Linked DNA regions of Homo sapiens: all the other regions are linked to region 1. The links are chromatin contacts, found by Hi-C or POLR2A ChIA-PET in ENCODE. All regions are on one chromosome and are shown on one strand. Each heading gives the region's core, a stretch centred on a gene start or an enhancer-like site at or near the end of the contact. The rest is flanking DNA. Distances are from core to core; before and after follow the strand shown.

Region 1 (3,001 bases), core at 349-2,848:
GTGGGTGGTGGTCTCAAGAGCTCATGGGGAAAAAACCAATGCAAACTCAACACTTAGAAAGCTACCAGCAATTTCTTGGTCTACATCAGAGGCAGGTGGTTCTGAAAACAGAACAGCTTTGAATTTCATCTATATTTCTGGCTGAGGGTGCCTCCCAAGAATAATCGCCTCGAAAGGTAAGAGTGCCTCGTCTGGTAGACTGTAATCCAGGGCTACACAGATGATTCTGGGAAATGCAGTTCCTACCATTTCTTCTGCTAAGCAGAGAAAGTGATGTCTAGCTGACAACTGACAATATGGCACATATAGATAGTAGTATTTTAGATATCTAAAATAACAAAAAGTCTCACCTGAGAAATGTCCAGGCAGCCTGATATCCCTAAGATAACAGCAAACACTACTGAGCGCTTTCTAGATACCGGGGACACTTCGCGGGACTTTTTCCACCTCTCTATGGCAGAGACAGTTTTTCCTATTATCATCATGACCCACATTTCAGAGGAGTTGGAGGCATGGAAAGAGGAAACAACTTGCCCGTTCCCTCTCCGTGCTATAATTTGTATACATCATCTTTTAAAACGGACTTTTCGGCCAGGCGCGGTGGCTCACGCCTGTAATCCCAGCACTCTGGGAGGCCGAGGCGGGCAGATCACGAGGTCAGATCAAGACCATCCTGGCTAACACGGTGAAACCCCGTCTCTACTAAAAATACAAAAAATTAGCCGGGCGTCGTGGCGGCCGCCTGCAGTCCCAGCTACTCGGGAGGCTGAGGCAGGAGAATCGCTTGAACCCGGGAGGCGGAGGTTGCAGTGAGCAGAGATCGCGCCACCGCACTCCAGCCTGGGTGACAGAGCGAGACTCTGTCTCAAACAAACAAAAACAACAAAAACACACACACGGACTTTCCAGAGCCCTGCAGTTTTGCGCTTCAGGGACAACAGTGAACATTTATCGATCCCATGGTTCTCCTACAATTGCCACGTGGCCAGCGTCTACACAGCCCCCCATCCTGCCCCTGCTGTCAAACACAGCGTTTCCAGAACGCAGTCGTGCTGGGCTCCAGGTGAGCTTTGGGAGGAGCCCCGGCTGAGCCCCTGCACTGGGCCCCGCGCTTCGGGAAGCATCTCGCTCGTTCGTCTCGCGCGCCGCGTGACCGGAGCCCTCACGCTGGCAGCGGGCACCGCAGGGCCCTGAGAGTCGGGCCCGCTGCGCGCAGCCAGGGGCCAACGAGAGCCGACGCTGGGCGGGCAGCGTCCGGGAGCCCCTCCGACCCTGCGCTCCCCTCGTCCGCGCCCTGACCCCGCGTCTCCGGCCGTCCAGCCCGCGCCGCGTCACCTCCCCTCCCGGAGCGAAGGGCCCTGCTCGCCCGAGGACGGAGGCCCGCACGGGACACGGGGCCCCAGTTTCCGCCCCGGAAGCCCAGGACACGGCTCCAGTGGCGGCGCGGCCCAGGGCGCAGGCGCGGGTGTCGGTCCCACCGCGCGTCGTCCTCGCCCCGGCCCCGGCCAATCCCTTCGAATTTGGCCGAGGCCGGGAAATACTAGCTAATCACGGCGCGCGCTGTTGACGCCGGCCAATGGGAGCTCCGGAAGGCTGCGTGGAGACGCCAGCGGCGGGCGGTGGACAGTCATGGCGGCCCGGCGCGGGGCTCTCATAGTGCTGGAGGGCGTGGACCGCGCCGGGAAGAGCACGCAGAGCCGCAAGCTGGTGGAAGCGCTGTGCGCCGCGGGCCACCGCGCCGAACTGCTCCGGTTCCCGGGTGGGTGCGCGCGGCGGGGGGTGCGCCGCGGCCTTCGGTGCCTCTGCCTTCCCAGGGGCTCTTTGCTCCGCTTCGTTGTCTGCGGCTGGCGTGCTGTGAACTGTGCGGTTTTTATTTTGAAAGACGGGCTTTCCCTGTGTCGCCCAGGCTGGAGTGCAGTGGCGCCATCTCGGCCCACGGCAGCCTGGACCTCCCGGGCTCAAGCGATCCTCCCGCCTCAGCCTCCCGGGTAGCCGGGAACATAGGCGCGCGCCACCGCGCCCGGTCCACGCTGCGTGTCTTTAAGTGCGGGGTATGGTGATGACTGACGTGTAAACCCGCGCGAAACCGTGGTGTCTCCCCCAAAAGTCTCCTCCAGCTCTTTTGTAATCCATGTCTCGTTTTTGTGGGTTTTTCTGGTGTTGTGTTTTGTTTGATGGCTGTTCGCGCTTTCAGGGGTTTTATAGCATATATTTAAAAGTTTTCAAGTGAAGCATTGACCTTAATCTTTGGCCACCCAGTCCACAAATTTTATAAATGCTTTCTTTGAAGTCTCTACTTTCTACCCGAGTTCTTTTTTCCTAAAGCATTTTTCATCCCAGCTTGTTTGCAGATTGCTGTTATTGCTCAGAGAAATTCCTTTGGCTTCCGCAGAAGATCCAAGCCTGTCTAGAGATTTAGTAAAGTAAAATTCAACGTGAGACTTGAGTCCGGGAGAAATTCAGTCCAAACTATATTGTAATATAGAGGGAAAGCCTGATCTCACTTGCATTTTGTGTGTTTCTCTTTTTTTCTAGAAAGATCAACTGAAATCGGCAAACTTCTGAGTTCCTACTTGCAAAAGAAAAGTGACGTGGAGGATCACTCGGTGCACCTGCTTTTTTCTGCAAATCGCTGGGAACAAGTGTAAAAACCATTGCACACTGCTCCCTCTGCCCTTGCCACTTTCCTTCCTCCTGAGATTCAGTGAACGCAGCACTCGATTCTGAATGACAGTGACAGTAGTGCTGGGCCTGATGTTCTTCTGTTTAGCAGTCCTGTGGGCAGAGGTGGTGAAGCGCCCTAGTTCCCAAAGGGCGCTAATGAATGCTGTTTCGTCCTCCTGCTCCCCACACCCCATAACTAATAGACTTCAGTTTTTCGGGTTTTTTTAGACGGAGTTCCGCTCTGTCGCCAGGCAGAGGTGTGATCTCGGCTCACTGCAACCTCCGCCTCCCAGGTTCAAGCGATTCTCCTGCGTCAGCCTCCCGAGTAGCTGGGACT
Region 2 (3,001 bases), core at 127-2,626, 400 kb before region 1:
TTCCCTATTTGTTTTGCTTAAAAGTGTGGACAAATTTGATCCAGAAAGGACATTTAAAAAAATGGCACACTGAGGGCTGAGAGTCAGAAATAAGATTTACTGTAAGGACTTACAGATAATCACAGATTCCTCATGGGAAAGGTAAACATGTAAAGACGAGGAGAAAACAGAATATGAAAGAGTAAACGTCTTTTTTGATTAGGGCCGGATGGTAAGGATTTGGAGGCAGCAAGAGACAGCTTCATAAGGGAAGAAATGGTTCTCTAGATTCTTTAGTCTTCAAAATGAGTTTGAATAGACCCAAGGACAGAGGTGGAATCTAATTGAGAAAAAGGTCAAATTGAGCTTACTGTGAGGGGAAGGATGCAAAATTAGTGTCTGCTGCAAGAAAAATAAGCATGGAAAGAAATTAAGGGAGGAGACAGAGACAGAGCCAGAGCCACAGACCAGGAGTAGGGAAAAAAAGGTAAGCAGCAGACGGGGCAGAGTGGCCTGGAGGAATGAGGGGTCACACCTAGCAGGTGCCCACCGGCGAAGAGGCAAGGGCCGAGCCCGGAGGGCAAACGCCGGCAGGAGTCGTCCCCGAAACACCTTGCCCAGCGAGGCGGACACAAGCTCGGGCCTGCAAGACGGCCCAGGAGGGTGGGGGCGGGAAGGGGTCGCAGAAGGTGGGCAGGGGAAGCGGCTGAGGACACGCGATGCACCTGTGGGCGGTCCCCGTGCCCACCTGACTCGCCCGCAGCTCCCTGAATGAACCCTCCACACCCGCCGGCCGCCCCCAGACCCCACCTGACGCGCCCGCGGCCCATCGTCCCTTCCTGACGCGCCCGCGGACCCAGACCTCAGCAGACGCGCACGCGGCAATCCCGTCCCCATCTGACGCGCCCGCGACAACCCCGTCCCCACCTGACGCGCCCGCGACAACCCCGTCCCCACCTGACGCGCCCGAGACCCCCGGTCCCCACCTGACGCGCCCGCGACCCCATGTCTTCCCCTGACGCGCCCGCCGCCCCCGGTCTTCACCTGACTCGCCCGTGGCCCATCGTCCCCACCTGACGCGCCCGCGATCCCCAATCTTCACCTAAGGCGCCTGCGGCGCCCAGTCTTCACCTGACGCGCCCGCGGCACCCCGTACCTACCTAGCGCGCCTGCAGCCCCCAGTCTTCACCTGACGCGCCCGCGTCCCCCAGTGCCCAACGGGCGCGCCTGCCACCTGGGCCGGCACCTGACGGCGACCAGGCGATTATTGCCGGAAGTGGGCCACCGCCTCTCGGCGCGCCTCAGGGAAGCCCCGCCCCTGGCCATGCTGATTGGCCGGCGCGGATTCGCGTGGCAGTGTTGCTGCCGGGTCCTGACGCCCGCAGCGTGCGCCTGCGTAGTAGGCACTGCCCCGCCGTCCGCGCGCGCCCAGAGTGCCGGGCGTGGAGGTGTGGGGGCGCGGGGGCGCGGGGGCGCGGGGGCGCGGGGGGGCGGGGGCGGGGGGGCGCAGGGACGGGCGCGGTCAGTGCCTGAGATCCCTGCGATCGCTGGGAGATGACGGTGAAGACCTGAGATTTAGGCCTGCGCGGCGGGTGACGACGCCGGTCCGGGTCTTCACTGGAGGACGCTGGCCGGGGCCTTCAGGTGTTCTCGTGGCCTGAGGACGCGCGTCCCTGAGAATGTGCGTGCCCGCGCCGCGCGGGTCCCACAGGAGCCTGGGCAGCCCCGCCGCCGCATTTCCACCCTGCGGCCGTATTTCCACCCGCTGGGCGCCAAGCCCGGGATGACTGCACTCTAGGGCATCACTGCGCGCTCACACTCAGCATTCAGGCACAAGCACGTTCTCTTTATAAACAGTTTCGAATCTTGTCGAGTCTTTCTAGAAGGTTGAAATGCCCTGGAGGAGCAGCGTGAATAGTTTTTTCCAATTAGGAAAAAAGAATGTGGGGCGGCTGGAGGGAGAGAGGCAGGCCGAGAAGGCCAGGTGCGTCCAGGAGCCGCAGCCCCCGTGCCTCAGTTTCCTCCTAGAAACATGGAGGTGGCGGTGCACGCTACAGGATTTCTGTAAGAACAGATGAGTTAACGTGTGCAAAACATTTAAAACAGTGTCTGGTGTGTAGCAAGCAAATATGAGTATTAGTCTTTTCCTTGTTAAAATGTGTGCATCTACATTTGGTGCACATTACAGGAAGTGTATAGTATGGATTCATATTTTGGAAAAGTAATTTTAGAAGTTATTTCTGATGTGCTTATTGTAATAGTGTTTCTTGACCACATGCTTTTAGATAATGTGAAGGCAATGAAGCAGGCAATATTGCTTGCACATCCCCAATTTAAACACCTGTCTGTCCCTCCTTCCCTCTCTCCTTTCTTTTCTTCCTTACCCTCTCTCTTTATTCCTTCCTTCATTCCCTTCAAGGTTGCGGATTATTCCATTATATAAATGTATCAATTTATTAGAATAGTTTCTATGATGTCTATGATGGGCTTTAGATTGTTTGCAATAGTTTGCCATTACAAATAATGCCCAGTAGTGCTGTGGTTTGATTTAACTTGTGAAGGTATATTTCCAAATAAATCGCTATGATTGGATTGTTGTGTAAACCAAAAAGTGTCTGAGGCAGATCACAACTGATATAGAGGTTTATTTTGCCAAAATTGTGGATTTGCCTGGGGAAAAAGAAACACAGGTTACAGTAGGATTTTTGGCCTGTACTTTTTTCCAAATATTTAAGGGAAAAGCGCCGGTAGGAGGGGAAAGAGGGGAGAGTAGGCTATGAGGCAAGTGGTCACATTTTTGTGAGGCTCTGATTAGAGTACAGCAAATCTACATTTCACATGTGAAAAGAAAGGTATGGGGGAGGGTTATACATCTGTCTCATACTCAGTAGATCTACATTTCACATAAGATAAAGTAAGCTTTTGGGAACAAAAAGAAGGCATGTATGTGTGTGTGTGTGTGTGTGTGCGTGTGTGTGTGTGTGTTGCCAATATTAACTTTTCCCTTTGGCATAGTAAGTTT
Region 3 (3,001 bases), core at 352-2,851, 280 kb before region 1:
CATATCAGCATCTTTCTGGGTGTCACAACTGCCTATGGAGCAGTTTGGTGGAACAAGCAGGCCTTGGTAACACAGGATATTTCAGAGACCATGGATGATGATGTAGCCACCCACCTTCCCAGGCCACAGAAATGGAAAAGCCAGACACGCTGAAAATGAACTCAGTCCTTCCTATCAGCAAGTAATATGATCAAATGGAAGAAAAATGTATTAAATAATGGATTATAATGAATGTGAGCAAATTAAACTACAAAACATAAGGCTGGAAAGACAACCTTCTTTTTAACAGAAATGTACCAAAAGGGGAAATGTTATAACTTTCTATGAGAATTGATCAATAATTTGGCAATCACAAAGTTAATGAAGTGTTTCTATTTCTTTTTGAATGACTACATAATTTGAGAAATTAACAGGTTGAAATGCCCCCTCCCAACTTCCCAGGAGGCAGGTCTGGAACCAGTTCCCCCATGCCCTGTGCCCCTAGTCAATATGGACATTTATTTCTCACAGTTCTGGAGGCTGGAAGTCTGGGGTCAAGGTTGTGGCCAATCCTGTGTCTGGCAAGGCTGCTTCCTGGTTTGCAGACACCATCTTCCTCCCTGTCCTTAGCAGAGAGGAAGGGTGGTGAGTAGAGAGAGAAGAGGCTGGTTCTGGTGTTTCTTCTTACAAGGGCACTAATCCCCTCATGGGGCTCCACCCCATGACCTAATCACGTCCCAAAGGTCCCATCTCCAAACACCATCCCACTGGGGTTTAGGATTTCAACGTAAGGATTTGGGGGGACGCAAACCTTCAGCCCACAGCAGTGCCCTTGGTCCTACCCCTTCCTCTCCTAGACTTCCTCCATAGGAGTTCGGCAGGCACTCCTGGTCTTCCTTTATCTTCTTGCAGAAAGATGGCCCGGCAGGTCTGTGACAACATTCACACCCACAAGGTCAACCAGGAAGAAACTGAACCTGATGCAAATAGAGACAGAGTCGCACCTGTGAGAAACAAACTCACCCGTCCAAACACAAAGACTGGACGCAGAGACCCGGAGAACAGCAAAACGGAGATTTTCAATGACAGTCTTGCAAGACTGGGTGTCTGGCTGGCATGCAGCCACCCCCAGCAGAGTTTCAACAAGCAATTTATCCCCTAGTGCGCAGGTCCCTCCCCCAGTTCCTCATTGACTGAGTAAATGGGGTTACGATCTTCCTGGACATCACCTATTGGTCGTTGGATTAAGATTTCAAGTCTGTTCTTTAGGATCTTTCTGCTGCATTTTATTGCAGCCCACCATGCATTGCAACTGTCTCAGGACTCTTCAAACATTTGACTATGGCCCTGGTGGCTGCACGTAGCTGATAAGAAAGGGTATAATTATTTATGTTGCAAGCTAGCCTAAACTAAATTCTTTGGTGGGGTGAGGAGAGGGTAGTTGAGGGGGCTCCTACTGATAGGCACGTGGCCGCTGGGTGAAAGGGAAAGCAGGAAGGAGGGCAGGGTGGTGACTCAGTACATTTCTGCTTCTTTATTTCTCTATTTCCACATAGCCTGCTTAAACCTATATGAAGGCACTTAGAACTGAAAATGGACCACCACATATAGGTTATTTTCTACACACCTACCTGTCAGCGACCGATCTTGCTCAGACGCATCCTTAACCAGCATGACCAGTCAGAGCTTCAGCCACACAGCAGCCTAGGGAGCTTCTTCATGCCAACATTCCTTACCTCTGTTTATTAATCTACCTACTTACCTGTAGAAGTTCATCCGTCTTAAGGACTTAGGAAAAATGTCTTGAGATTTTGGTCATGCTCATCCTTATGTTTTGAGGAAAGGGGTGCTCAGAATGAGTTGATGTGGCTTCGTCTGACACAAGCTGTCATAAACCCCATGCCCCGTCATCAACCCCACACCCCGTCATCAACCCCACACCCTGTCATTGACCCCACGCTCTGTCATAAACCCCACGCCTCATCATCAACGCCACACTCCGTCATTAATCCCACACCCCATCATAAACCCCATGCCCCATCATCAGCCCCACACCCCATCATCAGCCCCACACCCCATCATCAGCCCCAAGCTCCGTCATAAACCCCACGCCCCTTCATCAACCCCACACCCCATCATCAACCCCACACCCCATCATCGACCCCACACATGCCCCGTCATCAACCCCACACCCCGTCATCAACTCCACACCCCATCATCAACCCCATACTCCGTCATCAACCCCACACCACGTCATCAACCCCACACCCCGTCATCAACCCCAGGCCCCGTCATCAACCCCATGCCCCATCATCAACCCCACACCCCATCATCAACCCTACGCCCCATCATCAACCCCATACCCCGTCATCAACCACACACCCCGTCATCAACCCCAAACCCCATCAACAGCCCCACGCCCCGTCATCAACCCCATGCCCCGTCATCATCCCCACACCCCATCATCAACCCCACGCCCCGTCATCAACCCCACACTCGGTCACCCGTCATCATCCCCACACTCCATCATCAACCCCACGCCCCGTCATCAACCCCACACTCCGTCACCTGTCATCATCACCACACTCCATCATCATCCCCACACTTCATTACCCATCATCATCCCCACACTCCATCACCCGTCATCAATCCCACACTCCATACCCATCATCATCCCCACACTCCATCACCCATCACATCCCCACACTGTATCACCCGTCATCAACCCCACACTCCATATCCATCATCATCCCCACACTCCATACCCATCATCATCCCCACACTCCATCATCAACCCCACGCCCCGTCATCAACCCCAGACTCCGTCACCTGTCATCATCACCACACTCCATCATCATCCCCGCACTTCATCACCCAACATCATCCCCACACTCCATCACCCATCATCAACCCCACACTCCATCACCCATCATCAACCCCACACTCCATCATCATCCCCACACTCCATCACCCATCATCATCCCCACACTCCATCATCCGTCATCAATCCCACATTCCATCA

The links. A loop is a pair of places that touch in the nucleus more often than their neighbours do. ChIA-PET counts read pairs that join two places held with the same protein, here RNA polymerase II (POLR2A). Pooled maps may share reads with other maps.
Region 2: a loop to region 1 is called in a pooled map, with 11 times the contacts of the local background. The contact joins the promoter of LINC03100 here to the promoter of DTYMK in region 1. A Hi-C loop is called at or near these places in 3 of 37 single-sample maps with no recorded cell type and 9 of 50 pooled maps. POLR2A ChIA-PET finds 5 or more read pairs at or near these places in 2 of 52 experiments (MCF 10A and naive thymus-derived CD8-positive, alpha-beta T cell).
Region 3: a pooled map shows a loop between it and region 1 (2.7-fold over the local background). The contact joins the promoter of LINC01238 here to the promoter of DTYMK in region 1. A Hi-C loop is called at or near these places in 6 of 50 pooled maps. POLR2A ChIA-PET finds 5 or more read pairs at or near these places in 2 of 52 experiments (HepG2 and activated CD4-positive, alpha-beta T cell).

The regions. Positions count from the first base shown.
Region 1 is chr2:241,685,412-241,688,412 of GRCh38, reverse strand. DTYMK (deoxythymidylate kinase) reads left to right here and starts at 1,598. Exons shown (of 5, transcript NM_012145.4): 1 at 1,598-1,759; 2 at 2,536-2,644. The coding sequence starts at 1,630. It also overlaps a transcript of ING5 not described here. RefSeq lists silencers at 1,109-1,638, 1,389-1,651, 1,699-2,008.
Region 2 is chr2:242,086,940-242,089,940 of GRCh38, reverse strand. It overlaps LINC03100 (long intergenic non-protein coding RNA 3100), which reads left to right and starts at 1,376. Exons shown (of 1, transcript NR_186294.1): 1 at 1,376-2,590. It overlaps LINC01881 (long intergenic non-protein coding RNA 1881), which reads right to left and starts at 1,308. Exons shown (of 7, transcript NR_130702.1): 1 at 1,140-1,308.
Region 3 is chr2:241,969,283-241,972,283 of GRCh38, reverse strand. It overlaps LINC01238 (long intergenic non-protein coding RNA 1238), which reads right to left and starts at 1,601. Exons shown (of 6, transcript NR_110592.1): 1 at 1,003-1,601; 2 at 791-909; 3 at 509-599; 4 at 115-171. All of the region lies in intron 3 of LINC01237 (long intergenic non-protein coding RNA 1237), which reads right to left.